7 separate regions of the Mus musculus genome follow, and all the other regions are linked to region 4. A link is a loop called in an ENCODE intact Hi-C map of the cell type or tissue named here. Cell type or tissue: heart. All regions are shown on one strand.

The links. Hi-C counts contacts between places; a loop is a spot of excess contacts. Peaks named below come from ENCODE experiments on the same cell type or tissue, not always from the same donor. Only the 100,000 strongest peaks of a DNase experiment are listed, where the experiment ranks them.
Region 1: a loop joins it to region 4, with 5 times the contacts of the local background. A loop is called at or near these places in 4 of 42 quality-filtered maps.
Region 2: it touches region 4 in a loop (2.7-fold over the local background); 10 of 42 quality-filtered maps call a loop at or near these places.
Region 3: a loop joins it to region 4, with 2.9 times the contacts of the local background. A loop is called at or near these places in 2 of 42 quality-filtered maps.
Region 5: a loop joins it to region 4, with 4 times the contacts of the local background. A loop is called at or near these places in 2 of 42 quality-filtered maps.
Region 6: it touches region 4 in a loop (2.7-fold over the local background); 4 of 42 quality-filtered maps call a loop at or near these places.
Region 7: it touches region 4 in a loop (3-fold over the local background); 6 of 42 quality-filtered maps call a loop at or near these places.

Annotation. Positions count from the first base shown.
Region 1 is chr9:122,734,639-122,738,638 of GRCm38, reverse strand. No RefSeq gene overlaps it. Among named protein-coding and RNA genes, the nearest start is that of Gm51699, 2.4 kb to the left of the region's middle. In heart, a CTCF peak has its summit at 1,712 (motif pointing left); no DNase peak of the experiment used is centred here.
Region 2 is chr9:123,019,357-123,023,356 of GRCm38, reverse strand. Tmem42 (transmembrane protein 42) reads right to left here and starts at 2,031. Exons shown (of 3, transcript NM_025339.4): 1 at 1,787-2,031; 2 at 1,045-1,191; 3 at 1-518. The coding sequence starts at 1,978. The coding sequence ends at 384. In heart, no CTCF peak of the experiment used is centred here; a DNase peak (open chromatin) is centred at 2,046; H3K4me3 peaks cover 2,156 bases; H3K27ac peaks cover 1,593 bases.
Region 3 is chr9:123,365,497-123,369,496 of GRCm38, reverse strand. Lars2 (leucyl-tRNA synthetase, mitochondrial) reads right to left here and starts at 2,570. Exons shown (of 21, transcript NM_153168.3): 1 at 2,390-2,570. In heart, a CTCF peak has its summit at 1,700; a DNase peak (open chromatin) is centred at 2,596; H3K4me3 peaks cover 1,809 bases; H3K27ac peaks cover 1,179 bases.
Region 4 is chr9:123,110,961-123,114,960 of GRCm38, reverse strand. Zdhhc3 (zinc finger, DHHC domain containing 3) reads left to right here and starts at 1,767. Exons shown (of 7, transcript NM_001372538.1): 1 at 1,767-1,965. It overlaps Exosc7 (exosome component 7), which reads right to left and starts at 1,730. Exons shown (of 8, transcript NM_001081188.1): 1 at 1,639-1,730. The coding sequence starts at 1,695. In heart, CTCF peaks have their summits at 1,647 and 1,850; a DNase peak (open chromatin) is centred at 1,850; H3K4me3 peaks cover 2,718 bases; H3K27ac peaks cover 1,910 bases.
Region 5 is chr9:123,438,614-123,442,613 of GRCm38, reverse strand. It overlaps Lars2 (leucyl-tRNA synthetase, mitochondrial), which reads right to left. Exons shown (of 21, transcript NM_153168.3): 14 at 1,013-1,150. Among named protein-coding and RNA genes, the nearest start is that of Gm40586, 24 kb to the left of the region's middle. In heart, a CTCF peak has its summit at 1,704 (motif pointing right); a DNase peak (open chromatin) is centred at 2,153.
Region 6 is chr9:122,864,004-122,868,003 of GRCm38, reverse strand. Zfp445 (zinc finger protein 445) reads left to right here and starts at 1,998. Exons shown (of 7, transcript NM_001359935.1): 1 at 1,998-2,090. In heart, no CTCF peak of the experiment used is centred here; a DNase peak (open chromatin) is centred at 2,003; H3K4me3 peaks cover 2,278 bases; H3K27ac peaks cover 1,627 bases.
Region 7 is chr9:122,948,743-122,952,742 of GRCm38, reverse strand. 1110059G10Rik (RIKEN cDNA 1110059G10 gene) reads left to right here and starts at 1,743. Exons shown (of 3, transcript NM_025419.4): 1 at 1,743-1,938; 2 at 3,674-3,818. The coding sequence starts at 1,831. It overlaps Kif15 (kinesin family member 15), which reads right to left and starts at 1,662. Exons shown (of 35, transcript NM_010620.1): 1 at 1,591-1,662. The coding sequence starts at 1,609. In heart, a CTCF peak has its summit at 1,566; a DNase peak (open chromatin) is centred at 1,732; H3K4me3 peaks cover 2,794 bases; H3K27ac peaks cover 1,676 bases.

The DNA of each region.
Region 1 (4,000 bases), 380 kb after region 4:
CAGGCAGTCAATCAGGAACTGTCTTGCCATCTGGCCTGAGGTAAAAACAGAGTGTTTCCAGGTCTTCCCAGCAATGATTCTGGAAAGTTCCCAGACTTCCTCAAATCCCAATCCCAAAGACACCCATAGCCCTAGAGACCAAGCCAACCAGTCATGATAGAGGTCACCTACCGCTCCCTGGAACTCCCCTATTCAGCTTTAAATTGAACCTGTGAGCTTACCTCCTAGTTACCATTTTGATGAATGGTAGTCCCCTGCATGCTGGATTACTGTAGAATATATCTTTCTGCTTTTGCATACTCTTTGAGTCTGGGGTATCATTCTCCATTGATTCATGAATCCTTACAACATATATAGAGAGAACCAAATTTCATGTATATAAAACATAGACACAGGAGGCCAAATAAAACTTATGTTGGTAATTAATCATAACTATAAGCATATATGGCATATTGTGAATATGATTATGAGGTAATTGATAATTAAGTTGTATGTTTTGATTATTTTAATACTTTATTGTAGTAAAAAATATTAAAAATCCTGGCCTGAGGCTTTTACCCTGCCTTAGATCATTTATGTTAGCAGATGAAAGACACAAAGCTTTTATATTTTTAAATAGCCTTAAGCAGCACCATAGCTGGGCCACTGCCTACCCTCCAGGCTACTAGAGTCTACCTTCCTATTGATCCCTTACTGTAGTTCACCTGGGTTGCACTTGACTCCAATAGAGCAGCCCTCTGGGCCATGTTCTCTTGGCTCTTAGCCCATGACAGCTCTCCTCTCCCTCCTGCTCATTCTTCCTTCATTCCATGTGGCTCCTTCTGCCCCTTCCCTCCTCCTTGTGATCCTCTCACTCTAAGCCCGAAAAACTTAAACCTTACCTATGTCTCTTCTGCCCAGCTATTGGCTGTTGGCATCTTTATTTACCAATCACAATTAAATGGGGTCAGGGTCACTCAGTGGCTTAGGTGCAGACTCTCATCTCTGGGGCACCCATCTTGAGGGCCCCAAATTAGCATTAGAATACAAGCAGCATTAGGCCAACCCACTATAGTTTATAATAAGTGTTGTATGATTAGGTTTAAGCTGAAGGCTAAGTCAGGACAAGAAAGGGTTAACAAGTGGGGAAAATGGCAAAGGACCTTGGCTGAGGGAGCTGCTGTCACAAGGCCATAAATTGCATTGTTGCTTATTTTGGACGGAAATGAGGGGGCATTTTGGAGCCATGTCAGCGAGGAGGTGGGACTGTTGGCGTGTTGCAGCTGAACAAGTTTTGGGATCCATGGCAGTGGAGGGTAGGTGAGGCTTTGGGGATTGTTGTAGTAGTAGCCCTACATGGACCTAAGGGAAAAATGGTCACTGAGATCTGTACATGCCTCAGGGGTGGTTAAATTAGCAACTTGGTTTGGAGCAGCCATTGCAATTGGAACAACAGGTGAGTATGCTGTGGTGAAGAAAGGGGAGGAGTAGGTGGGGTTCCATTAGAGGAGGGGACTCTGATTTGGAGTTTGAGTCCTTGGAGGTAAGGGGGATGTGAGTGTGACCATCCTTACTATTAGGACCTGAGCCATAGAAGGTTGGTTACAGAGAGAGGGTCAAGAGCTCAGGCCCCAAAAGTCCTGGACAGAAGAGAGTTCAAACCGTCGGCCCACAAACAGGCAGAAAAATATTAAGATCATGGAGGATGTTAAAGTCAAGAGTGCCCTCTGGTGGCCATTTAGATTAGCTACTGAAGCCAGGCCACAGAACATTTGCCAGAACACATCTGGCATTTTGGACAAAGGTTTGAGACAAATTTGGATACATTTAGTAGCAAGCAATCCAGGAGGTGACTGAGGATCGGATTTAGACTCAGCGTTGTCCATCTCTGAGCTTGTTCTGGAAACCAAAGAGGTGTCCCTCAGAACAGCTTGTGGTCAAACAGTGGGAGGTGGGGTAGCCTTGGAATGAACATTTCCAAAATCCCAAGGCTACCCAGAATAAAGACTGTCTTTGTTCCAGAATGGATGAATTTGCTCTGGATCGGCTGCTGCTTGGCAGGTAATCCCAGGGGTTCTGGATCTGAAAGAGGCACCCAATACCTCTTAGGCTGGAAAAGGTGACTTACCCTAAGTTGAAAATCTGATGGAGGGAGAGAGAGGGAGAGGAGTGGGCACCACACAACAGGGGCCCAGACTACTGGGCTAGGGCTTAAATCCTCCTGGTTTTGTCACCAAGATAATGGGCTTTTTTTCTCCCGGGGTGACTCAGATACAGGCTAGATAAGACCAGGCTAAAAGCAGATAATGGTAGGTTTATTAGGAGCGAGTTCATCAGTCTGGAAGAACTGAGCTGTGGAAGTCACACAGCCTGGCTAGGGCAGAGGTTTTATAGACCTTAGGTGAGGGGTGATGGCATCAGCCACAAGCTGGATTTGTGCCCACATATGGTCAAGAGCTGAGCACTTAGGCAGGGCTTGGGTGGCTGGCAGCAGGGGCAGGATGTTTCAACAGCTGCCAAGAAGAGAACTGGGAGTTCCTTTGTTTGGAGTTTTTCAGCGCAGGGTGGGTTGGGGCAAGGAGGGCAGATGAGGTTTCCCAGCTTGTGCAGCAGTGAGCAGGGGGTTTCAGCCTAACAGTGGGGACCTTAACAGTGGTCCTATACAAGAAACTGGGGTGACCAGGAAACATTCAGCACGTGACCTGCTGGAACCGGAGAAGTCTTTTAAACAATAAATGAAACAACCTGCCACTGTGTAGCTTGTGAGGTTCTGGGACACAGGAGCTGATGGGGTCAGTTTGACTGCTGTGGAGGCAGAAAACCAGAGTAATGTAGCATCCATTCCTCCTTAAGGCAAGGGCTGTCTAACCTGAGACAGTGTGATGGACTGGCTCAGCAGACATTAGAGACACTTTAATCCTCATCTGAGGTTCTCATAAAGATCAAGGGCCAGGGGCCGGGGGCTGAGGGGACTGGGAATTAGAAAAGCTGTGTTCGAATTCCAATTCACTGGGCCAAATAGAAGTATGTTCATAGAGGAGTTAAAGAAGAGATGGGTTCAATAAGGACTGCAAGGCAGCTTTGCTGAGCTCTTTTTGTGGGGGGCAAGATCTTTATAAAGATCTATGCCAAAAGAGGCTTTGGCAGACCTACGTGCTATAGAGCATCATGCAACAAGTGCCTGTAAAGAAAAAGTGCAACCTAGAGGAGAAGAAAGAAAGTCGAAACAGAGGAAGAGGCCTGTATTGCGCAAAGATAAGTGTGGCAAGATTAGTGTCGAGCTGGAGTTCTTAAGGAGAAAATTGATAGAAATGGAAAGAATTGATTGTGTGCTAAGATGTTGGGGACTCCTGGTATCACACTCATATAGCTCTCGAGCTCGGTGCAAAGTGGAGGACTCCCTTTCTCAGCGGGGGTTTCCTGTTCTGTACCTGACTTTACTTGAAGAGTGTCTCTGAGCATAGATGCCTGACCTTATGTAAAGAAAGGCCTTGTGCATGACTGCATGACTCAGCACGCAAGTCCCAGTCTGGCTTCTCACCGTATGATAATTAGGTGCTGTGAGATAACCAACCAGCCCTTTCCTCCAGTACCCCCCCCCCCCGCCCCCAGCCCTTATACACCCTACCTCTGGAACAATAAAGTTGAGCTGCCTCACTGCAGCTGTCTCTCAAGTCCTTCCTTCATACTCACAGACAACGGAACCCTGCTGGAGGCTTCTGCTCCTTCCTCCCTCATGGGCCGGTGGCCATCAGCACCTGAGAAAAGAAACCCAAACTAAGAGGCTTCTGGATGGCTTTAAAGCCAGAGGGGGAGTTCACAGAAGACATAGAACAGTGCAGGTGAAGTTGATCAAGTCTGTCCCAGGGTGGGTAATTATCCCCAGACTAAGGGGGTTCATTTTCCTTATGAAAGGTTATGCTAGAGGTGGTGATGGTTTACCCAGCTAGAAACTCACCTAACAGTTAGGTATGATAAATGGGAAGCCAGTGTGCCAACCCAGGGTCTCTCTGACCCAGGA
Region 2 (4,000 bases), 92 kb after region 4:
GCCAACTGCCAGTGCTGGGGTACATGAAGGGCAGGATTCTAATCACATGTTTTTTGTTTTTTTCAGGTACCTGCCATGTTGCTGTGTAACCCATGATCACAGAGTCTTCCAATATTCCCTGGTGCACAAGAATCAAGGCACTATACCAACACTGAAGGACTTGGGCCTCATACTGTGGTGGTTAGCTTCCCCTTACAGGAGCTAATGCTTTAACTTTCCAGGCTGTGAGGAGGTCAGAGGCCAGTGGCTGGTCCACCATCTCCATGTGGCTGACACTTAAGGGCTGCACTCCCAGGCCGCCCTGGAAGCAGCCCAACTTGTCAACCCTTGGCTGGGTATCATGGTTCTCTTTACAGTGGGTCTGGTCTATCCACCGACTGGCCTCACTGCTCCTTGCTCTCCTTCCAGGTGGGTGGAAACTTCCTGTGGATCAGGGTGAGCCCACAGAGGATGAGGAACACCCCTCCCCACCATAAGATCTCCTGGCACTCTCCATACAGCAGGTAGCCTAAGATGGCCTGTGGAAGAGACAGCTGTAAGGGACCTGGCCTACCCTGGTAGGCTCCACCATTCCTTGGCTGATTTCTTCCTGAGGGGCTAGAGGCCAAAGTCTGGTGCTTTGCATCCAGCAACCACCTTCATGATCAATCCACGTATTTCTGTCTCCTCTGTGGACGTAAGAGGTTACCACCCCAGCTGAGCACTGAGGCTCAGCAGGCTAGCAGGTAGGGCCAGTACGGACATAGCTAGTACCCAGTAATCATAAACCCAAGTTAAGCTGTCTTCCAATTCAAGACTGGGTTCCCTTGACCAGACCCCCTAGACCCCATAGCTAATGTTAGAGTTCTTGATTGAGATAGCTGGTGTTATCCCAGAGTGACATAGGTTTCACTCCTAAGTTTTCCATGTTTAACTGTTCCTTGCCTGGAGACAGCCCAACTTTTGTTTTACTCCCTGTCCTTTCTAGAGCCTGGAAAATCAGGGGTTTCCCAAGGACAACTAACTCACCAAGAACCCTAAGAACAAGGTCACCAGGCTACTCACCGAGCAAAGTATGTTCGAGAAAGTCACTGTGACAGATGCAATGGCTGAAGACATAGAGAAACTGAGGCCCCGGCTAAAGAAGGTCCACATCAGAGAATTGGCGCTTGCCATGGCAACGATGCCTAAGACACATAAGCCAATATTGACCTGCAGGAGAAAGTGTCACTGAGCTACAACCACCATGGGCATAACCTTGAAAGACTGGGAGATGTTTACACGTCTCATACAAAGCATATGCGGACCCTGACTGATAGGCAGAGGAATTTGCCTGCAGACAGGGGGCAGGGTTATCTTCCACGAAGACCTCAAATTTCTTGTAGCTGAGTAGCCTTCTGGAAAGATATGACTTTACAAAAGGACTGTAAGTCGCCAGAAATCTATATCAAGCAGTCCCCTGTTCAGGTCAGGATCGAATTCTCTGATGCAGAAGCTCCGCAGGCGCTCAGTCCGAACTCTTGCCAAGGACAGGAAGAGATGGGCAACCGGTTATCTCACCTTAGGTGTCACGTGCTAAAAAAGCTATGGCAAGGGGACTTAAACTGAGAGGTGGGCTTCGAGGTCCTCCCCCAGGAGGCAGTGCCTAAAACCAGGTGGTCCAACATGGGCGCAGGCGGGAACCCAGGTTAAGCCGCCCTCCTCCCCGCCCCGCCCCGCCCTCCCCCGCCCCGCCCTCCCCCCGCCCCGCCCTCCCCCCGCCCCGCCCTCCCCCCGCCCCGCCCCCGCGTGGCGCCCCGGGCTGCACCTGGCTCCCGAAGGCCAGCTTGGCGGCGGCGGCGGCCAGAGCCCCGAACGCCCCGGCGCACAGACAGTTGAACACGCCCCAGAAGCGGCGCCGCATCGCGCCTTTCTGTAGGCGAGCGGGTAACTCCACGGGTGAGTCAGGGTAAGCGGCCGCAGACACGGCGGCACCCGAGGACTGCGGACCGGCCGCCATGAGGCCCGCTGCGCCCGCCACGGCCGACTGCCACGCACGCCGCCACCCGCCGTGAGCCCGGCTAGGGCGGAGCCAGGCGAGTGAGGCGAATCTGCTGCAGTGGAGTCCGGAGCCGAGCCGAGCCGAGCCTACAAATGAAAGGAATCTGGAGCCCATACCCTGCAGCGTGTGCAAACCCGCGACTAAGGAGAGCCTGCGGCTCCGGCGAACCTGGGGGATGGGAATCCGGTAGCGAGGACCGTGCGCCACTGAAGGAAGCGTGCTACCGAGAGGTACCTACTGTGAGAGAGGAATCTGCTGACGTGAACTTGGGGAGGAGGGGAGTTTATCTCCGAGGAGAACCTGCGGCGGAAGTAACCTTGTTTCTGAAAGAGCCCTGCAGTCAAGGGGAACCTGCTTCTGAGAAGACGGGGAGGTCTGCCACTTTACATGGATGCGCACCTAACATGCTAATCCTGAAGCCAAGCTGCACCTTCAAAGCACCTCTGCTCCCTCGTGGACGCAGGAGATGATGGATCTGGAGACCGGCCGCTTGAGACAGAACGTTGTTTGGGAAAACGTTTGTTCTGCCTGGACCATCAGAAGCACAGTCACTTCTAAGTTCGTGTAAAGTAATTGAGAACGACAAAAAAATTGAAAAAACAACCAAAAAAAAAAAAAACCCAAACAAACCGTAAAATGTCATCTACTGTCGGTAATTCCAGATGCTTAGGATGCTGAGGCAGTTAATGGTCATCCTGAGCAACTTAGGGAGACATTGTCTCACTTGAGAGGGCTGGCAGCCAGGCATGGTGGCACACACCCGTAATCCTAGCACTTCTGAAGCTGAGGTAGAATTACTGAGTTTGAGGCCAGCCTGACCAACAGAGAGGTACTAAGCAAGCCAAGGACTTTTTGAGACTCTCAAAAAGTTTTTGTTTTTGTAATAAAGGAGAGTTGGGGTTATAGCTCAGTGCTTCCATAATACATGAAAAATCCTGAATTCAGTCAATGGCAGTGTGTATGGATATATGTTAGGGATACATTTCCTTAAAGGAGAGCTGTAGAAGTGTATAACGTGAGCTAAGTGTGGTGGTTGGTACACATGAGGAAGCAGAGGCAAGTGGATCTCTGTGAGTCCGAGAACAGCCTGCTCTAAATAGCTCTACATAGCCAGGGCTACACAGCAAAACTTGTTTTGTTGATATATAAAATACAAATAATATTTAATGTATGGGGCTTGGAAGAAACACTTTATTCCCTGTTAAAGAGCTTTTTCATGGACATTCTTACATGCTACCTTGCTTCTCATGCGGGTGGTTTTGTGGATGAAATAAAAGGATGGATTACTGGGGTTTGGAGAGATTGCTTAGCAGTTAGGCAGCTTGCAACCTTCCCACAAGTGCCTCCCAACCTCATACCTCCAGGGGTTCCACTATTTTCTGGCCTCCAAAGGCACCTATCCTCATGTACATATATATACACCTGAACACAGATACACATTAATACATAAAATTAAATTTTAAATAAAAAGAATAGATTATCCCAATTAGTCCTATGTGGTATAAACCACTCCAATTTGCAGATAAGGAAGTTGAGACTCAAGGGTACTCACTGTACTATTCCACTTAATAATGGAGATAGTGTGTGGCAACAACTGATAGGAGAAGCTAAAACAAATCTAAGCTGCATCTGTCAAAGACTTTATCCCACGGATTATAAAGGTAATTAACAGAAATGACCTTCATGTTCTGGCAGAGTAAGGTAAGTAAGTAAGACAACTAATTCACACATCTTATGCATGCTCTGTAGAGAAAAAGTGGGCAACAGTGTATTGTCTAGCTATATGACTTCCAAAATTAGTGATTTAAACCAAGGAAAGTTAGGGGGTTGATTTAGGGTATTATTTGTGTATCCATGTCAGAACCTGATTGGCCTGGGTGTGACGGTGTGTAACTAAAATCCTAGGACTTTGGAGGCAGAGGCAGGGGGATCAGGAACTTAAGGGAGTTTAAAAGCAAACCTGGATTACATGAGACCCTG
Region 3 (4,000 bases), 250 kb before region 4:
AAATAAATATAATTTTTAAACGTCAAACATTGACCTTTGGGCTCCAATGTGTGTACTTATGTATACACATATGTACATCCAAATGAAAACAAAAATAACAGAATATCACTATATAGCCCAGGCTAGCCTCTAATTTTGTTCTTTTGCCTCAGCCTCCTCATGGGATTACATGTGCACCACCACAACTCTGAAAATGATTGATTGCTCAATGTATTTGAGAAAAATTTAAATTAGGGCTCCAACGCAAGCCATAAACTGGCATAAATCCCACTGTTTTGAAGGGATGTGGGAATTTGAGACAGGGTTTCATCTAGCTCAGGCTGTCTTTGAACTAGCATTGCAGACAAAGATGACCTTGAACTCCTGATATCCCTGCTTCTGCCTTCCAAATGTTAGGCTTACAGGCACCACAAACCATCAAACTTAGTTAATAGGAATTTTTTAAAGTACCACAATTAATCGGTCTTACTCCAAAACCATGAAATATCTATATACCAAAAATGTGTAAGTTGGTGGGGTGAAACATGTTGGTAATCACAGCACTAAGGAGGCTGTGACAAGAGGATCTTAAGTCCAAGGCCAGCCTGAGTTACACAGGTACACAGTGAGATCCTGTCTTAAAGAAAAGAAAGAAAAAGTTTGAACAAATTGCTAAAGAGTAAACAATTTGCTGAAGAAAAGTATTTGTTCCAAACTACAATGACAAAAGGTTATACAACTCCATAAAGAGTTCACATATGAGGAAAGAACCCCAAAAACATGTTTAAAATAGGCAAAGATATAAGCATGGAAGTATATCGCAGTGGTAGAACACTTGCTTTGCAAGTCTAAAACTCTGGATTCAATCCACAGCACCAGAAAAGGGGGATTGGTGCCCCAAGTGAGGGATAAGACAGAGGACAAAAGCTAAGAAACATGAAAAAAAAATCAACTTTACAACTAATCAAAGAAATAAATACAATTAAATATCTTGCTTATAGTTTTAATGAAAACAATTATGTGTATACACTATTGGTAGATGCAAATTAAGAACACCTCTGAAGCAATTTGGCAATGTATGTATGCCAGAGGAGTTAAGAAACTGTGATGTCTCACACCTGGAATGCCAGTAGCTTGAGAGGCTGAGGTAGGAGGACTGTCAAGAGTTCCAGTACAACCTGGGCTACCATGAGCTGTAGGGAAGCCTGGGCTATACAGCGAGACTCTGTCTTTAAACAAACAAATAAAGAAGAGGCAGGAAAGATGGCACAGCAGTTAAGAGAGCACACCGCTCTTGTACAGGATCCCCGTTTGGTCCCCAGCACTCACAGTGGGTGACTCACAATGCCTATGATTCCAGCTTCAGGAAGATCTGATGCCTCTGGCCTATATGGGCACCCACACTCACACACACACACAATTAAAAACAAGTCTTAAAACAAAAGCAGATTTGTTAAGAAAATCCAAAGACTAGATATATAAAACAGATGCTCAGCACATCAGTTCAATACCCAGCACCAAAAACAAAATAAAACAAGTAAATACTGTAAATGTGGGGGCTGGAGATATAGCTTAGTGGTAGAGTAATTCCCTGACACTGTTTGAGGCCATTGGTTCCATCCTGAGCAATGCAAAATAAAAAATAAAAATAAACCCCAAACCCTTAGGCATAGGTCCAAGATCACCCTCAGACTCTCCACTAGGGGAAGAGACTAAGAACAAATTGTCTGTGCTCATGCCTATGAATTTACAGAACTTTTAGATTTCAACCATCTTCTGTTCTTTTTTTACTTACTAGGCACAGCTCTGGGCCATTTCAAGTACCTGTCTACTGAAGTCTTAATAGGCATTGCCTCTTCCTGGCATCAAAAGCAGCCATTTTAGCAGAGGTTGGTGTGGATACAAACAAAACGAGTAAGTTAACACACACCTCACCCCAACAAACATGTCTTCTAAAAACACAAATGTCAGCAGACATGTCTTGTAAAATACTAATGTTAAACACACACACACACACACACGCTACTTCTAATTTCCTGCAGGATCTCAGGCAAGTTATTTCGTATCTGGAACTCCACCTTCTCTGTAAGCTGTGAGCCTGTTAAGATCCAGGCGACTTGTGAAGACCTGCGGGTCCTAATTAATACTGTGGGTCCCCCAAAGATGTAGTACTGATGGTCCTTTTCTGGGTCCAAACCCCCAACCCCGAAGAGAAGATCCAGGCACCCGGGGGGAGGTGAGTAGTAGAGGAGAATTCGAATACAAAGCCATGTGAAGATGTGCGTTCTCCGAGCAAGAGTCCGGAGCTGTCAACAGGGTCCATGGCTGAAAGAGCCTATAGACTAGAATCTCGGAGCTTTTCCCATTTTGTCAAACTCCAAGGTCCCGGGACTCCCGAGCCTGTCCGCACCTTCAGCTCCGGGGGCTAAGCGGGGCTTGTCTCTCGTCTTCCTGAGCCCCAGGCGGGGCTTTCTGCGCTCAGGCTCTGTCTGGCCAGCTGCTACCTTCTGCCTCGTTCCCCAAGCATTACACGAGCAAGACCCAGCCAGTCACTCTGGGCGCCGCCATGTTGGCAAAACAACAACTTTATCGAAAGGGGAGGCCGCGGACACAGACAGGAGAGGCGGAGCCAAGAGGGAAAGGCGAGATGCGGGAGAGACAGCGCTGACTCCGCCCCCAAGCTGCTCGCCCAGGGCTGACCCCGCCCAGGCCTCGCCCTCTACGCCTGCTATCGGTACAAATTCTGCTTACCGGATTGTCCCGGTCTTACAATTAGAACAGAAACGAGGGAGATGCTAAAGGATGAAGTGACAGGTGGTTAAAAGAGCTCTGGGGTGGTTCAAGGCCAGGGTTTGAATCTCAGCGTCACAGAAGCTGCTACTGGGCTGGCTTGTCTGACTTTTTGATCCATTATGGGCCTGGTGAGGATTGAAGCACTTTTCATCCATCATATCAGGTGATCTTCTAGCCCCAGGAGGAGAATTACCTAGCCCGGAGTAGAGCGGGGAACAAAATGTACTGACAGGAAAACAAGCTGTCTGACCTCCTTCCTTATGGGGTTAATGTGCCCCATCGCCCAGCACGCACTGCATGGAGCAAGAGCTTCTTGCCTTGTAATAAATCAAGGAATTGCAAAGGAACAATGGTGTAATTACACTCTATCTTTTAAAGGAAGAATCTTTTTAAGGCCACATGTGAGAAGTGTACTGAGATTTGCAAATAGTGCAAAATGGTTGCTATCCAGTAATAGCGGGGGGGTGGGGGGGGAGGGGGGAAACAATGTCTGAGTGCCATCTCTTCCTACAGGGCTAAAATCAATTGTAGCTTCACAGACAATCCATCCCGTCACTGTATGTATAATCTCCATCTTAGTTTCTGTCCTTACATGGGTCAATGCAGTCCATAAGGAGACCAGCAGGGGTGTACACTCCTACAGAATAAAACTTCATTCTGTGTGCCACCCAGGAAACATAGGAAGCTTTTGTCCATTTCCAAGACTTCAACGACGACAACAAAAACAGTCTCCTGATCATTTAAAGCTCAAAACACCAGGTTGTTCTAGACCAGCATCAAACCTCACCTGGAAACCAATTCTGTGCCACCATTGCCCTGATACAGTTCACACTAGGTTTCCACTGCACTGGCTTCCCATCCCCCACCCCCAGAAGTGCCCTCCTTCAATTTCAGCTGACTCTCCCCATACTCTTTCCCCCCACACAACCCCCTCCCATCCTCACCCACCCCCCCAATCCTCCCATAAAATCTAATCTACCTTCCCAGGTCGGTTCCTATGTCTCCCAAGACCCCTCCTCTTTACATAACCTCTCTGTTTCTAGATTGTAGCTTGATTATCATTTACTTAATGGCTAAAATCCTAAAATCCCCTTATAAGTAAATACATACCATATTTATCTTTCAGATTCTGGGTTACATCACTTGGGGTTTTTTTTTTTTTTTCTAGATCCATCCATTTGCTTGCAAATTTCATGATGTCACTTTTTTTTTTTTTTTTTTTTTTTTT
Region 4 (4,000 bases):
GGATGGAAGATTTCCAATTTTTGCAATGAACCCACTTTTTCTTCAGGTCATTTAAGATTTCCTGAACCTGTAGAATTTAAATCTCATCAGCACTTAATGTGTCACCATGAAGACTAGGGATATGGAATGACAGAGTCACACTTCTGGCAAAAAAAACAAAAAAAAATTAAAAACTCATCAGCACTTAATGTGTCACCATGAAGACTAGGGATATGGAATGACAGAGTCACACTTCTGGCAAAAAAAAAAAAAAATTAAAAACTCATCAGCACTTAATATGTCACCATGAAGACTAGGGATATGGAATGACAGAGTCACACTTCTGGCAAAAAAAAAAAAATTAAAAACTAAAAGGGAAGCCCCACCCCTAGGATTGACTACTTTAACATTCCCATACAACCCACTGTGCATATACCCCACTATTACTAAACCTGATCTTGAACTAAAAAGCTAATGAGTTGTGGGTTTGGATTTTTATTACTCAAGTTTAATATGAAACCTAATGACTGAATTTTGGCATTCCTTACTCTATATGAAGTAGAAAATAACAGTATGTCATATGATTTAGAAAAGAACATGCTTTCACTTGCATTATGTAGTTTAAATGGTAACAGGTCACCTTACTATGATGACTACATCACAAGATCAACTGTAGGGACAAGGCTTGTAGAATACTAGATTATGGTTGCCAGGAAACATTCTTCACTTCTCTTGAACGTTCAAAAGCAGGACTGAGCCCAGATCGCGGTAGTCATTGTAGCTACCCAAAGATCTAAGCGCCCCACAAGTAAAACAGGTAAATCAACAATTACACCATAGACTACCAGTCTGCTTTGAAAAATTCTTCTCAGCGGGTGGTGAAAAGGCATGCCTTCTGCCAAGGCAGGACTGATAGGAGTTACACACCAGCCTTGGATATAAAGCTCTCCTCCTCAAAAAAAAAAAGCAAAAAAACAAAAGGGTTGAGAATGCGGTTCCATGATAGAATGCCTGCCTAGCATGCACAAGGCCAAGAGGTTCAACCTCCAGCACCGCCAGAAAGAAAAACACTCCCTATTTTTCTCTATTTGTAAGACATGTGTGTGTATATGTCAGCGTGATTTCTCTTAAGATTGGGTCTTTATAGCTCAGTCTGGCCTTAAACTCCTGATTCTCTTGTCTCCACTTCCCAGCTGCTGGGATTACAGGTGCCAGCCACCAAGGTCTGGAGCATGCTAAGCACGCACTCTATTACCGATGCATTTCCTTCTTTCCTGTTTTTAGGGGGTGTGTGGCGTGTGGTGTTTGCTGTCAGAATTTTAAAGTCCTTTTCCCCCTCGGATACACGGCCTCTGTGTGCAAAGTCACCAGAGTCCATTCACGTGCCGCTATTCTGATTACAGGATCTCGGGCACTGCACTCTCAGGTCGTGCAGAGGCCACAAGGACATTCCTTCATTAAACTGCAGCCTCGGGAACTGCCCGCCCGCCGCTCCCTGATGAGCTAGGAATCTCCTCCATCCCGAGAGCTGTGGACATCTAGGCATACAGGACGCACACTCGCTGCAGCACTAAGCCTCGGGCGTCCGTCCTGACCACGTGGCCGCCCCGCACCTCCTCCCTGCGCAATATGGCCTGCACTCGCGGCCGCCACCGCTACCTGCACTCCATGAACGATGTAGACCTTCTCGGCCTCGCTTAGCGCCACCGACGCCATGCTGCTCAGCTCACCGCGCGCGCTGGCGTGTCATCAGCTCGCGCCTCTCCCCACCGCGCCTGCGCGTCATCAGCCCGCGCGGTGGCCGCTCCCGCAGCCGCGGCTGCCGCCACCGCCTGGAGCTCCATGGGCTTCTCCTTCGCACCGCCCCGTGTGAGGCCGAGTCCGGCAAGCCGTGGCGCCGGGTGCCCGTGCCATCGCGGACGCTGGCGGCTGGGCCCCGGGGCAGCAGCAGGCGGCGCGGGACTGCTAGCTGCCTCCAGATTGACGGTCAGTGCAGTGGGGAAGCCCCAGAAGGAGGGAGGCGCGGGGCCCCAGCCGGGACTGGATGGGAAGCGCGCAACCCGAGCGCTCGGGCCGGAGTCGAAGTAGCCGAGCGCGCGCACGTGAGACACTTCAGGAAGGCGGAAGTCGTGCTGCCCATGAGGGACCATCTCCTCAACCCCCTCCTAGTTGGTCCCTAGGATGGCTGAAGGAAAGAGACCATGGATCCCTCATTAGGTCACTGGTCGGGAAGGGTCTGCACCAGGAATGGGGCGCCAGCTTCTCAATTTTCTCACCCCTCCTTCCATTCCAGGGATCGATCTCTGTCCTGTCTTCCCTCATCCTTTCCTCCCCTACTGCCCATCATCAGATAATGGCCCAGAGCTTTGCAAGTTACCCTTGCCCCGTGCGGTTGCTGGAGTATTGTCCCAAAGAGAGTAGGGAGAGTGTCTTGCACTTCGGGATGCCTGGATGGAAGGGATCTCCGGGGAAGATGGATAACTTCATGAAAGAAAACCGACCCTGGGAGGATATGGGACCTAGGTTATCCAGAAAGGATGCCTGCAAGGTGAAGCTGGGGTCATAGTGAGGGGCCCTTTAAGGAAGAGAGGGGATATGAACTAAGTTTTAAAGGGTCTCTCTGAGAAAATGAGGGGAGACTTGGTAGAGACTTACCTGGTGTTCTATTTTAAACAAAAGTAACCCTTCAGCTTAATCATCAAGAAATAAAAGGTGCTGGCCACCCTTTGCCTTTAATCCCAGCGTTTGGGAGACAGAGCTAGGCGGATCTCTGAATTCGAGGTCAGCCTGTTCTACACTGTGAGTTCAAGGACAGCCTGAGCCACATAGTGAGATCCTGTCTCAAAGACACTGCCCCCACTCGTCGAAAAAAGGCTTTTTTTCTCTTGTGCTAACTAAGTAAGTAAACAGAACACTAACCAGAGTCCTCCAGGGTAGAAGGGAAGGCTCTTGTGAGCATAGCCACAGAGCATGGTGATTAGAGTTGTCATAGTGGATTACTGACTACGCTGAGATTTCAACAGTAACAGGAAGTGCCTGGCTATATTCCTAGGTACTGAACTGTTAGCTGCTGAGCCCTCAAATGATAGCCTCTTCTTGATAGACTGGATATGAATTTCCTGCGTCCATACATAATACTTACTACAGGTGCTCCTGAGACGGCTTCCTGTAGGGTTGGACTTTGCCCTCTAGGGTAACTGGAAAAGGTGGAGCCAGACGGCTTTCTTCCTTTTTTGGAGGAACAGATGCCACACTTGATATAGCACCTAGACACCATCTCTGGTTGAACAACTAGATTCTGTGTGAGGAACTGGTGAAATAGCAAGGGACTCCTGCTAGTAGGGTATCTCGTGCTAGAGATGACTGGAAAGAGAGACCATTTGAATATATAGTGGGGTGGGGGTGGGGTAGGGTGAAGATTGAAAAGTCAGAAAAGATACTGGAAGAAAGTTTGACTTGAGTTTAACTACTATGAGCCATTTTCCTGGGAAAAAGTCTTTGGGCATATCTTTAAAAGTGTGTTAGTGGCAGAACAGTAGCATGTGCAAAGGCCCTAGGTTCCCTCCCCAGCACCACACGGGCATATCCTACCCCCGACAGCAGACAACAGGTTCTTTCTGAAGAAGGGTCAGTGTTATCTATTTGGTGACTGATTTTATGAGTAATATCTGGTATTAGGTTCAGAAGACTTCAAGAAACATAAACAGTGGAGTTTATATTCTCTGCTGGAACACTGCTGTCATCACTAGTTATTTTTCCTATGTGATGCTAGAGCATTTTCATCATATTCATTGAATGCATTAGATGTCCTTAAACCTCATAACTCATAGTTCTTATTTATTGAAGCTATTCAAAGAACATATTAGAACCAGAAAAATGAAATACCCAAGGATGGCACATTATATTGTGTTATACCAGTTTGCTTTTTCATTTCTCTTGGGGTTTTTGTTTGTTTCATGCTGTTTTGTTGTTGTGTCTTTTATAAAACCCAGGCTCTATTAACTTTCTATGACACTGTGTG
Region 5 (4,000 bases), 330 kb before region 4:
ATGTGATTTGTGTTAGCTGCAGATAGTTTTTGTTGTTGTTGTTGTTGGTTTTTTGTTGTTGTTATTTTGTTTTTTCGAGACAGGGTTTCTCTGTTTAGATCCCTGGCTGTCCTGGTACTCACTTTATAGCCCAGGCTGGCCTCAAACTCAGAAATCCGCCTGCCTCTGCCTCCCGAGTGCTGGGATTAAAGGCATGCGCCACCACGCCCGGCTTGCAGATAGTTTTTATGACTCTGTGACATTTGGAATTCTGGGGATTGTTTGTTTGTTTGTTTGTTTGTTTGGTTGGTTGGTTTTTCGAGACAGGGTTTCTCTGTGTAGCCCTGGCTGTACGGGAACTCACTCTGTAGACCAGGCTGGTCTCAAACTCAGAAATCTACCTGCCTCTGCCTCCCAAGAGCTGGGATCTTTCAGAGGGTCTATAAATGCTGGGGCCCTGAGATAGTCTCTCCATATGGCCTAAAGCTCACTATGCAGCCAAGACCTGCCTCAAGTTTGCAACCGTCCTTCTGTGTTGGCCGATTGAGTGCTAGGATTACAAAAGTATACCACCCTTTCTTACATCTTTTGAATGTTATGAGGAACACATTATAAGCCAGCAGGAGAAAAACTTTCAATGGATTTGCAATGCCATCTTCTGCTCTGATACACAAGTGTTAGAGTGATGTACTAGAGACGGTTCTGCCAAGCTTAGAGGTACAGTTTACCCAGAGTGACAAGCATGTGAGATGCTTCAGGAATCATATAACATCACAGTGCTCCTCTTTCCTTTACAAGTAAAAACCTCAAATTACTTAACAGACAGATGCACTGAAAGCCGGATTTCACACCAAATGATTAAGAGGTTTGTGTAAATGGACCTCAAATTGTAAAGACCTACAATGGCCTCTAAAGCATATATGAAAAACAGATTTTATTTTGTATACACAAATTATCTTGATTCCCAACGGATACCTGTTTCCAGTTACTGCTTGTGAACAGAACTGTTTTGTAAAGTACAACGAATGCTCACCTGTGCTTCACCATCTTTTGGTCGTGGCAAAAATGACTGAGGAATCGTGCATAGAACAAGTGCATGACAGCATGTTCCTTTCCTCCGATGTACAGATCCACGGGCATCCAGAAGTCTGCCAGTGCCGAGCCAAAAGGACTGCGAGAGAGATAAGCAGGCATTTTAATGTCTTCTTTGCCACAACTATATAAATTAAAGCTATGTGTGCTCATCCCTTGAAAATACTAGTGCCAGAAAATATGACTTTTTTTTTAAACAAAAGAAAAATGTACATAATAAGTGAGAAAAGGAGAAGCATTGACTGGACCACAAGCCATCCTCTGACCTCTGCATGGCTCACGGCACATGTGCACACACGCGCGTGTGTGCACACACACACACACTAAACAAATGTAAAAAAAAGGTAATTTTTGAGCCAGGCAGTAGTGGCCCACACCTTTAATCCCAGCACTTGAGAGGCAGAGCAGGCAGATCTCTGAGTTCAAGACCAAACTGGCTTACAGAGCAAGACCCAGGACAGCCAGGGCTACACTGAAAAACTCTGTCTCTAAAAAAGAAAAAGAAAAACGACAAAAAAAAATTTTTTTAAATAAAACAAGAGCAAGAGAAAAAAATACCAGCAACAAAGCATCTCTGTAGGATGTTTATTTGAATGGCTAGTTTTAATTTTTAGTATGACTATTGAGATTTTTAAAATTTTCACCAATAGAGGGCAATAGTAGCATTTATAATAGAAACTAGCATGCTATTAAATGTTCATTTTAAAACAGAAATCAATCTTATTTTTAAAGTGCTTTGAAATAGCCAGCAAGAGTACAAATATGGCTTACTGAAGGAGTGAAACTTATCTAGGGCCTGTTATAAGACATCCCAGTAACTCCCTCATTTTCTGGATGCTTGTGACCAACATGGATATCAAAGATCAGACTTCCTCCTACTCCTGTCCCCTAATGTACAGAGGGGAAGGACTCGCCAGGTCATCTATCTGTTGGCTGCTGCCTTGAGAAAGAGCCACTGTGGCTGGGGAGTAGGCCTCCCTGTTCCCAAGGCAACCTCCATTCAGAAGTTAACTGAGGAACTCGCTTTGGAGGATCTGTGCTCCCTGGCTTTAAAATTTCAGACTTTTCTCCCCAATGCCACAAAGTATTTTCCTGTAGCCTGCTCTTGACCAGCCGGTTCTGAAACACAAACGGAAACTGCTGGTGGTAGGCCAGGAAGCCTAGCCAAGCAGTGTAGCTCTTAGCATAGGCCTCTTTGCAGTTACAACTGTGCTAGCACTCTCAAAAAAAAAAAAGGCAGAACAAGTCTCCCAAATTAACCAACTAAATGAGCAAATAAATTTCCAACTACCTTTCCTTTTTCTTTATGAAAAAAAATAGTTTCTTAAAGAAATCCAACTGCTGCTTGGCATTATAGCATAGACCTTTAATCCCCAAACCTGGAAAGCGGAGACAGGCTGATCTCTGTGAGTTTAGTGCCAGCCTGGTCTACATAGCAAGTTCCAGGACAATCATGACTACACAGTGAGGCCCTGTCTCAAATTGAAAAAAAAAAAAAAAAAAAGTAAGTAAATAAATGAATTCAACTGCTGCTCTGGGCAACAGTAAAGCCAAAGTTGAGGGTGGTATTTAGCTCACAAACAAATTCGGGATAAATGATGTTAACTATTCAATTTATGTTCTACCTAGGCCACCGCTCTGGAAGATTCAAGACAATGCTGGATCCGGGGGCAGCATGGCAGGTGATGTGTGAAGCTGTGCTGTTCACAGAAGGGCTATGTAGGGCTCAGGACAGCTGGGACGCAGCCTGAGAAGGGAACCCTCCCTCACACTCCTCTATGGCTCACGTGGAGCTGCTCTCAGGTTCCCAGTCTCCTTGCATCTTTCTGTTTACTCAGGCTCTCACTAATTTCTGAAATGAACACAAATTATGGAACCACAACTCTGCTGCTCAGAACATGGCTTGAGCATCTGTCTAACCAGAAATACGCTACTGTGCTAAATCCAGAATAGGAGAGTGCTTCCTTTGCTTATTTTTGACAAAGATCCTTTGAGCCTCCTGCCTCCTGCCTCAGTCTCCAGTGCCCAGAATGGAAGCCCTTCATATGTGGATAACACAGCTCCAGGGTATTTCTACCATGCTCAAGAGCAACCTGCTAAGGTCTGAAAGCAGTCTGTGTTCCTGGTTCCTACTGCTCTCTTTTCGGTTTCTATCTTGTCCAAGAAACAGACAGAAAAGTCAAACAGCACTTGAAAGTTTATCAAACCAGTGGTCTTAGCCTCAGTTCTCCCTGCACCCCAGGCCTGAACCTTAGCCACTTTTGTTCTTTTAAAGTCAGGGCCTCACTGTGTAGCACCCAGATGCTTGGAACTCAATATTTAAGCAGACGGACCTTGAACTCACAGATATCCACCTGCTTCTGTCTCCTGGGTGAGGGGAGTAAAGACATTATCACACCTGGTTACCTACTCACTTTTAATTCTATTCCTCTCCATCCTTCCTCTTCTTCTCTCTCCCCCTCCCCCACTCCTCTCTTTGACATGGGGTCTTGTATAGCCCAGGCTGGCCTTGATCTCTTGATTTTCCAGTTCTTGCCTCTAGAATGCTGGGACTATACACATGTACCAGCACTCTTGGCTTCCACTCTTACTTCAACTATTTAAAAATGTTTATATTCATTACTGATTTGCACTTTAGGAGATTTATTGACTATGTGTGGTATGAGTCTACACTTCTTAGCTCTCCCCAACACCGTCCTGCCTCTCTTCAGTACACATAAGGCACCCCTACTGTCCCTACCGTTCCATAGTTAGGGTGTTCACATCTTCCTTTAGCTGTGTTTTCAATTTGTATTATAGATGGAATTTACTGGGCTGAGTAATCTAACTTAAAAATTAATATACTCGCATTAAAAGTGCCTTTTCTCTGGCACTTTAAGCTTTTCCAAGCTGAGAGCCTGGCATAAAGTGCACAGCTGACCAACAATAG
Region 6 (4,000 bases), 250 kb after region 4:
GCACTGTTCTCAACAATATCTTTCAAGCTCCTACACAACATCTCACAGAGCTCTTAACATCGAATGGATCTTCTTCTGGCCCAAAGTTCCAAAGTCCTTCCACAGTCCTCCCCAAAACATGGTCAGGTTGTCACAGGAATACCCCACTATGCTGGTACCAATTTCTGTCTTAGTTAGGGTTTTACTGCTGTGAACAGACACCATGACCACGGCAAGTCTTATAAAAAAACAACATTTAATTGGGGCTGGCTTATAGGTTCAGAGGTTTAGTCCATTACTATCAAGGTAGGAGCATGGCAGCATCCAGACAGGCATGGTGCAGGAGGAGCTTAGAGTTCTGTGTCTTCATCCACCCACTAAGGCACCATCAGGAAAAGGCTACGGGATAATCATCCTGGAGTATTTTGGGAAGTTGATTTTATTGAAGTCAGACTAGGAAAATATGGGTATAAGTACTTCCTAGTCTTTGTAGATACTTTTTCTGGATGGGTAGAAGCCTACCACACCAAGAGAGAAACCGCACAGATGGTCATGAAGAAGATACTAGAAGAGATACTTCCTTGATTTGGTATGCCTAAAACCATTGGCTCAGATAATGGGCCAGCCTTCATTTCTCAGGTAAGCCAGGGAGTAGGTAAATTACTGGGCACAGATCGGAAATTCCATTGTGCATACTGTCCCCAAAGGTCAGGGCAGGTAGAAAGGATGAATCAGACCCTGAAGGAGACCTTAACCAAACTGTTGGTAGAGACTGGTACAGACGGGGTGTTGCTCCTTCCCATGGCATTGTTTAGGGCCAGAAATACTCCCTATCATTTCTATCTAACTCCCTTTGAGATCCTGTATGGGACCTCCACTCCCTTGACCCTGGCTCTTAATGCTCCCCCAACCCCAGAGTGACTTTTCAAGCTGACACAGATCTTATGGCTCGATTGCAAGCTTTCCCGATCAGCCACCAGGAACTGTGACACTAAACTTAGTGCCCTGATTAACGGAGGTACCTCAGAGATTCCACACAATTACCAAGTTGGAGATCACCCGCAAGGCCAAAGAAACCATGAGATGGCTGTGGTGTATCTTTCTTCTCGTGCTGAGCCTCAGCACCCCACCCAACCCTACCAAAGTGACTTGGCAAGTACTTCCAGCCACTGGGGATGTGGCTTGGTCCACTACAGAGGAACACCTGCCTTATACCTGGTGGTTGGACCTTGTCTTTGATTCCTGGGATATCCCTACCCTAGAGACACAGCGGGAGGAATTACCTGAATGTATAAAAACTGCTTGTAATAGCCATTCGGGTTCGCCTTCTAGTCGCTTGACTTGAGGGACTAATTGAAGGTCGATCCTTCGTGCCGGAAAGTAAACCTCTTGCTTTTGCATCAATCTGTATTTTGGTGTCTCACTAGAGAATGTCACAAAGTAAGTACCACTGACCGAAGGTCATGGTCTTACAGTTTAGGTAGGAAGAGTGAAGGGGGAGAGCAAGACCTGCTAGTGCCATGTTTGCCATTTGGGCCTGTTAGTGCCCTGGTGTAGTTCCTGCACCAGTCTCAGATCGTTTAACCTTTACTCAATACACAGGGAGATAAGAGGCTGCTTCTCAACAGTGTCCCTTCCATACCACTCATCTAGATAATGCTCTTCTTACTGAGGGACCCTAAGGATTTTTTTCCAGTCACACGCCTTCCTTACAGCCTCTCACTTCTGCCGAGGGTGAAGGCTATGCCAAGTTTCATTCTCCACCCACAGGAACTTTCTTGAGTAAAATAATTCTCAGAATGACCCTCTAGGAAGTCCCAGGTAGGGTCCAAATGTGAACCTCTGACGGAGGATTAGGGTTTTACATTATCTCCAGACACAGCGGACAGGACATGGAAGTTAGACCTTCAGCCTTACTGCCAAGCCAGTGCCTAGACATCAAAGGCGCCAGGGAGGCATTTGGGCGGAGAGCAGCTGAGATGGCATTCCTCCGGGCTTCCTAGATAGACCTCAGAAGCGTACTTCCGCTCTCGCAGAGAGGCCCGCGGAGGAAGTGGGCCCTGGGAGCGAACAGCCATTAGGAAGAATGCTGAGTGCTCCGGCGTGAGTCGGTGAGCGGCTGGGAGGTCGGGTGCAGGAGCGGGCGGCGGGGCACAGTTGCGGTGACCTGGCCCGGGCGGCGTCACGGCCCAGGGCGGTTCTGCGGGGAGCGGGACGATCGGAGCGGTGTTGTCCAGCAGTCCGGTGTCCGCCATTATGACTCTCGGTATTCTTGACAAACTCCACACGTAGGTCCATGTTTGACTGTGTGGGTCGGTTATGCTATTGCCTTAAAAACATAAAAATTAAAAAAAAAAAAAAAGCCCTGCGGTTGTGATGTAAAATGTTTGAGATTTTAAAAAAAGCTTCGAACAGCTTGGTGTGATAGCTCCGGCCTGTAATCCCCGCTACTGAGGAAGCGGAGGCAGAAAGACCGGGAGCTTGGGCAATTTAATGAGCCCTTCTCTCAAATTTTAAAAGTAATAAAGGTAGAAATGTTTTCTAAGCTGAGAGGGCACGTTTGAAATTCAGCTTTGATAACGCACTTGAAAGCTGAAACGTGCTCACAGTCCCAACCTTATTTATATATATATTATATATTTGTGTGTGTGTGTGTGTCTTCTAGTGTTCAAGGAGTATTTTGTAATGTCCGAGTTGCTTGAGAGTAAAATGATTTAAATAAATAAATAAATAAAGCAAGAAAGTGAACTGATGGGGGAACCCATTTAGCTTTAGGTGACTTCATTTCGTGAGCTTCATTTTCTGGCTCTCCAGCCCAGCAGTGCTTCATTCTTAATACAGCTTCAGAAAGTCCATTGTTCTAATTATCTAAGCTTTGGAAACCTATGTTATAGAAACTTTGAAACTTCTGTCACCGGTTCTGCCCCGGTACAATGCAATTGTTGGTTTGGGCTTCCCTAACCTCCCCCTCTTATATTAGCCTGGAACTCATACATCAAACATGTGGGCAGACTGGCATAGAACTCATAGAAATCCACCTATTTCTACTTCCTCAGTGCTGGGGTTAAAGGTGTGTGCTGCCACACTTGGCCCTACATCTTATTTTTGTTTGAGTGCATGTATATGTGTGGCAGTGTACCTGTGGGGATTAGAAGACAACTTGTGGGTGTCTTTCCTGCTGCTGTGTTGGCTCTTGCGATTGAACTCAGGTTCAACTGAACTACACAGTCTTGACACTAGATAACTTTACTCAGTGGTCCATCCTATAGGCTGTTCCTGCCTAACTTTCCTGGGTAGTACTGTTCATTACCAAGCATAGCCATACTTAAGACCTTGACAAAAATAAAATAAAACAAATAAATGATTTTGTTATGTAAATGTTTCACTGTATGTGCCTATATGCCATGTGTGTACCTGGTGCCTATGGAAGTCTGAAGAGACTGTCAGATCTCTTAAGACTAGACTTACAGGACTGTTGTAAGCTTGCAGGTGGGCACGGGGAATTGAACTATGGTCAGCTAGGCTCCTGGGGAAGCAGTGGTCAGTGCTCTTAAATCAACAGCCCACCTCTCCAGTCCCTAAAATCTTTTTTGAAGTATTTTGTTACTTGAAATATTAGAATGTTCTTATATCTGATGTTTTCCTGTGCTTAGATAAGGTTGATGTGTTCTTGTTACTGGCACTTGTGACATTTCACCACTTTAAAATATGTGTTTAATTTTGTAATTTGTACTGTTTGAGGGGGAAAGAATTTTGAATTCTGCATTCAAGTATTCTGTTTCTTCTCAACATTCCCTTCCTGATTAGCATCTTGTCTGTAGCAGTGAGCTTGGTGTTCTACATTTTTTTATTGGGAGGCCTTGTGAGGAAGATTTCCTCTCTCCTTACTTTGTTGTTTGTTTTTGAGATAGAGTCTCACATAGCCCTGGCTGGAACTTGCTTTACCTCCAAGTAACAAAAGTCTGCCCTCCTCTGTCTCCTAAGTGATGGGATTAAAGTCATGTTACTAGCTGACTTGGCT
Region 7 (4,000 bases), 160 kb after region 4:
TCCTGAGGATCAGAAGCTCCAGGCCCTGTCTGGCTTCACAGAAACCTTAAGACGAGCCTAGATTTTAAAAAGAATTTAAGCTCTATCATGTACTAGTTTGTACGCTTAAATTCTCTTACTGCTGAAGAGGTAGAGGAGACAGGCTACTTTAAATAGAGGAAAAGATCACACAGAGCTGTTCAAATATCAGTGTAATAGACTTAAAGGGTTACTAAAACAATTCATCAGGAAACAATAACAATTGACAAAGAGCTACAAACATGAACACTATTGTAAATTTCAAATGTATAATTTCACAATTTTCTCAAGTATCTCATTTTATTCTCAAATCTTATAATCAGCCGAAAAACAAAGGAAAAAAAAAAAAACCACACATGCCAGCACCCATATTCAGAAGCTCACAACCACTCATAATGCTAGCTCTAGAGTATCCAACCACTCCACGGCCATCTTCACCCACACAAGCAACCTACACACAAACTACACTCGCAGCTGTGCACACATATACACATGCATGTGCACTCACATACACACCAATAATTAAAAATAATTTAAGAAAGATAATAGGCAATATAAGAGGTGGCACTCATATACGTTGGAAGTGGGGGATTAAATCAATCTCTTTGTGATGAAAACAGATTAATATATATATTAGTCTACTCATAATCTGCACTTCTTTTTTCTATGTTTTTTTCCTCAGCCATCAATCACAATCTAAAACAACTAAATAGAAAATTCAGAATGAAACAATTTCTAAGCCTTTTTTTTTTTTTTTTTTTAAACAAGGTCTCAATATAAAGCCTCATGCTACACAACTCTTTTTAGCCAGGTACTATAAACACTACTCTCCTAACAGTCTCAGCCATTTGTTATTAGATCAAGTGGCTATATCACAATGCTTGTGTTCAAGTGACTTTTGGATACTAACTCTGTCATACTGTCTACAGAATTTCTCTCAGCAAGTAGACACCGTAGAATCTCATAGGATAAAAGACCGGTATAATAAGACACTATGTCAAAGACTACTTTCAAATAACTATTACTGTCTATTACTATAATTGAGGCAAAGACTACTTTCAAATAACTATTACTGTCTATTACTATAATTGAGGTATTTTAGTATTAGCTAATCTTAGTACACTTAGTTTACAGAGCACATTATCTATAGGGTTCTGTACTAAGATACAGTTCTGGTTTCAGGAACTCATGAAGTCTTGCATGAAGAATGGGAACTGTTGTAAAGGGACCGTTGCAATTCGCTTTAAAGTTCCCTCCTCTGAGGGTAGGCCACCGAAGGGAACACAAATCCCTTCCCTTCAAAAAAGGCAGAAATAGGTAATCAAGCATCAAGTGCAGCGCAAGGGCCGCCCTCAGGACACCAGAAGCCAGCAAGGAAACAGCAGGGTCCCATGCACAGAGAAGAGCGCTCGGGTGTAGGGTGGCCGAGGCGGGACGCCCGCGCTCCGTGAGGAACTCGGGTTCCCACTGCGTGTGCCGTCGTCGCCCTCGCGGGGCGCCCTAAGAGGTGACGCCCCGTAGCACCGGCATCTGCCAGCGGCGATGAGTTCACCAGGCAGGCTCGCAACTTACATTTGCAGCCGGGGGCCATGGCGACCCCGTCCGAGATTCGCTTACGCCAGGACCACCAGAATCCTCCCTTCAAGATGGCCGCAGATTTGAATTTGGCGCCCCAACGGACCACGCCTCCTGGGCGTGGTCGGATGGCGTCACTAACACGGTCTACGTCAGAAGTCCGCGCGGGCGACAGACACTTTGTACCCTGCCAAGTCTGCCGAGTGCTATTTATTGTTGGTCAGAACCAGAACTACCATGAGCAAGCGGAACCAAGTGTCCTATGTGCGGCCCGCAGAGCCCGCCTTCCTGTCCCGCTTCAAAGAGAGAGTCGGCTACAAGGAGGGGCCCACCGTAGAGACCAAGGTGAGGCCGCGGGAGTCGCCCCGAGTCAGACCCTCTATCTCCACCCCACTTCCGGCTCCTCGGTGCCGACGTAACTGACAGGTCCCTCACTCGCGACCAGCCGGACCCCAGGTCTGGCCTCTCGGGTCCAGGAATTCTTACTTGCAGGGTGCTATTCTTGAAAACGACCTAGCCCTAGTAGCTAGTCTAGACAGCTTTTCTGTCCTTTCTTACTTGCGGATCTCACTTTACCTGAGCAAGGTGATTGACAGCGTCGTCCCCTTTTTCAGATAAGGAGACCGAAGCCACTTGATTAAACGACTCGAATCAGGAGTCTTTGAAGGAATCAGCCAGGACTAGTAGAACCCCTGCTGTTTACCAAGCTGTGTGTCTCAAGATAGGGAAATGAAACAGTACTTCTCAAAGGGGGTTGTCTAATGAAGGTAACATTGAAAACACAATGCGTTCTTGCTGCCGAGAAGCTATGCACAGGTCAAACAAGAGGACATGCAGTTGTGTTCAAAAGCGCATCTAGGGATTCTTTAGTTTTGAGGGCTAGCTATGTAAGAGATGGCCTGGAGCATCCTAGACACAGTTTGAGAAAAAAAGACAGACATAATGGACAGTTGAGTACTCAAACTTAGTTGTCTAGACTCTTAGAAGCTGTGAAAGTTACATGGGATAAAATATAGTAGTGGGCAAAGGCCAAGTCATGCAGGGTATTCCCCATAAGATGACTGCCCAAAATTAAATATTAGACAGTTGCTTGAAAAATGAGATAATTCTGTATTTATCTCAAAGTATGCAAAACCTTTCTTAGTTAAAAAGTAGAAATGTTTTGACTTAGCTGACAAAATATAATTGTTACATTTGTACAGTGAGTACTAGGTTTCTGTTTGATAAATTTCAAAAGTTAAACAATTATGTACAGTATTGTTTATGTACAAAACCTTTTATATAACTATTTGTGTGTCCTTGAATAGCAGCTAATAGTATCTGCTGGGCAGTGGTGGCACATGTCTTTGAATCCTAGAACTCAGAATGAAGAAGCAGGCAGATCTCTGACTTCCAGACCAGCCTGATCTACAAATGGAGTTGCAGGGCAATGAAGGCTAAACAGAGGAAACCCTGTCTTGAAAAACAAACAAAGATATCTACAAAACTGAAGCTGTTAGTATATCAAATGAGCAGAGGTAGGGGAAAATATAATTTTCCTGTTATTTTCTGTACTTTTGTGGCTTGGATGGTAAAGTCAGGTTGTTGGTGTTTTGTTGGTTTTTGTTGTTGTTGTTTTATCAAATCCAGACAAGACAGGGATGAAAAATATTGATTAGAAAAGAGGAAGCAAGATGATGTGGCACTGCCTTCAATAGTCTAGATAGAAATTAATCCCACTGGAGAAGTTTCCCAGTTTCTGTTTTCTGGTATAGTAAAAATAAACTCTTTGGAGTTTATTTTTAATTAAAATTTTATCTTCTATTCATTTCAAGGATCATTATCCATTTTGCTTTTGTTCTAGTTTTGCTTGTTTGTTTGTTTTGTTATCAAGACAGGGTTTCTCTTTGTAGTCTTGGCTGGCCTGGAAATCACTGTGTAGACCAGGCTGGCCTCAAACTCACAGAGATCGGTCTGCCTCTGCCTCCTGAGTGCTAGGATTAAAGGTATACACAACCACTGCCCAGCCCACTTCACTTTAAAAATTACAGTTGCTCACAATGGCAGTGTTTGGTTAAAGATTATCAAACATTTTCTGTAGAAAATCCAGCCTCAGCTCCCAGATGAAGATGGCAATCACAGTGACAAAGAAGATGAACAGCCTCAAGTAGTGGTTTTAAAAAAGGGAGACCTAACAGCTGAAGAGGTCATGAAAATTAAAGCAGAAATAAAGGCTGCCAAAACAGGTATATCCTAAAATAATCTGATTTTTTTAATTGAATAGAATGGTTTGAAGAAAGCCTTTGGTTCAAGCATTAGCTTTTGTACCAGATGTGTAACCTTGAGCAAGTGATTTCACTCTGTGCCTCAAGTATCACTTCAGTGAAATAGAAAATAAGTAGACTGACCTTAGTGTACTGTATAAAGT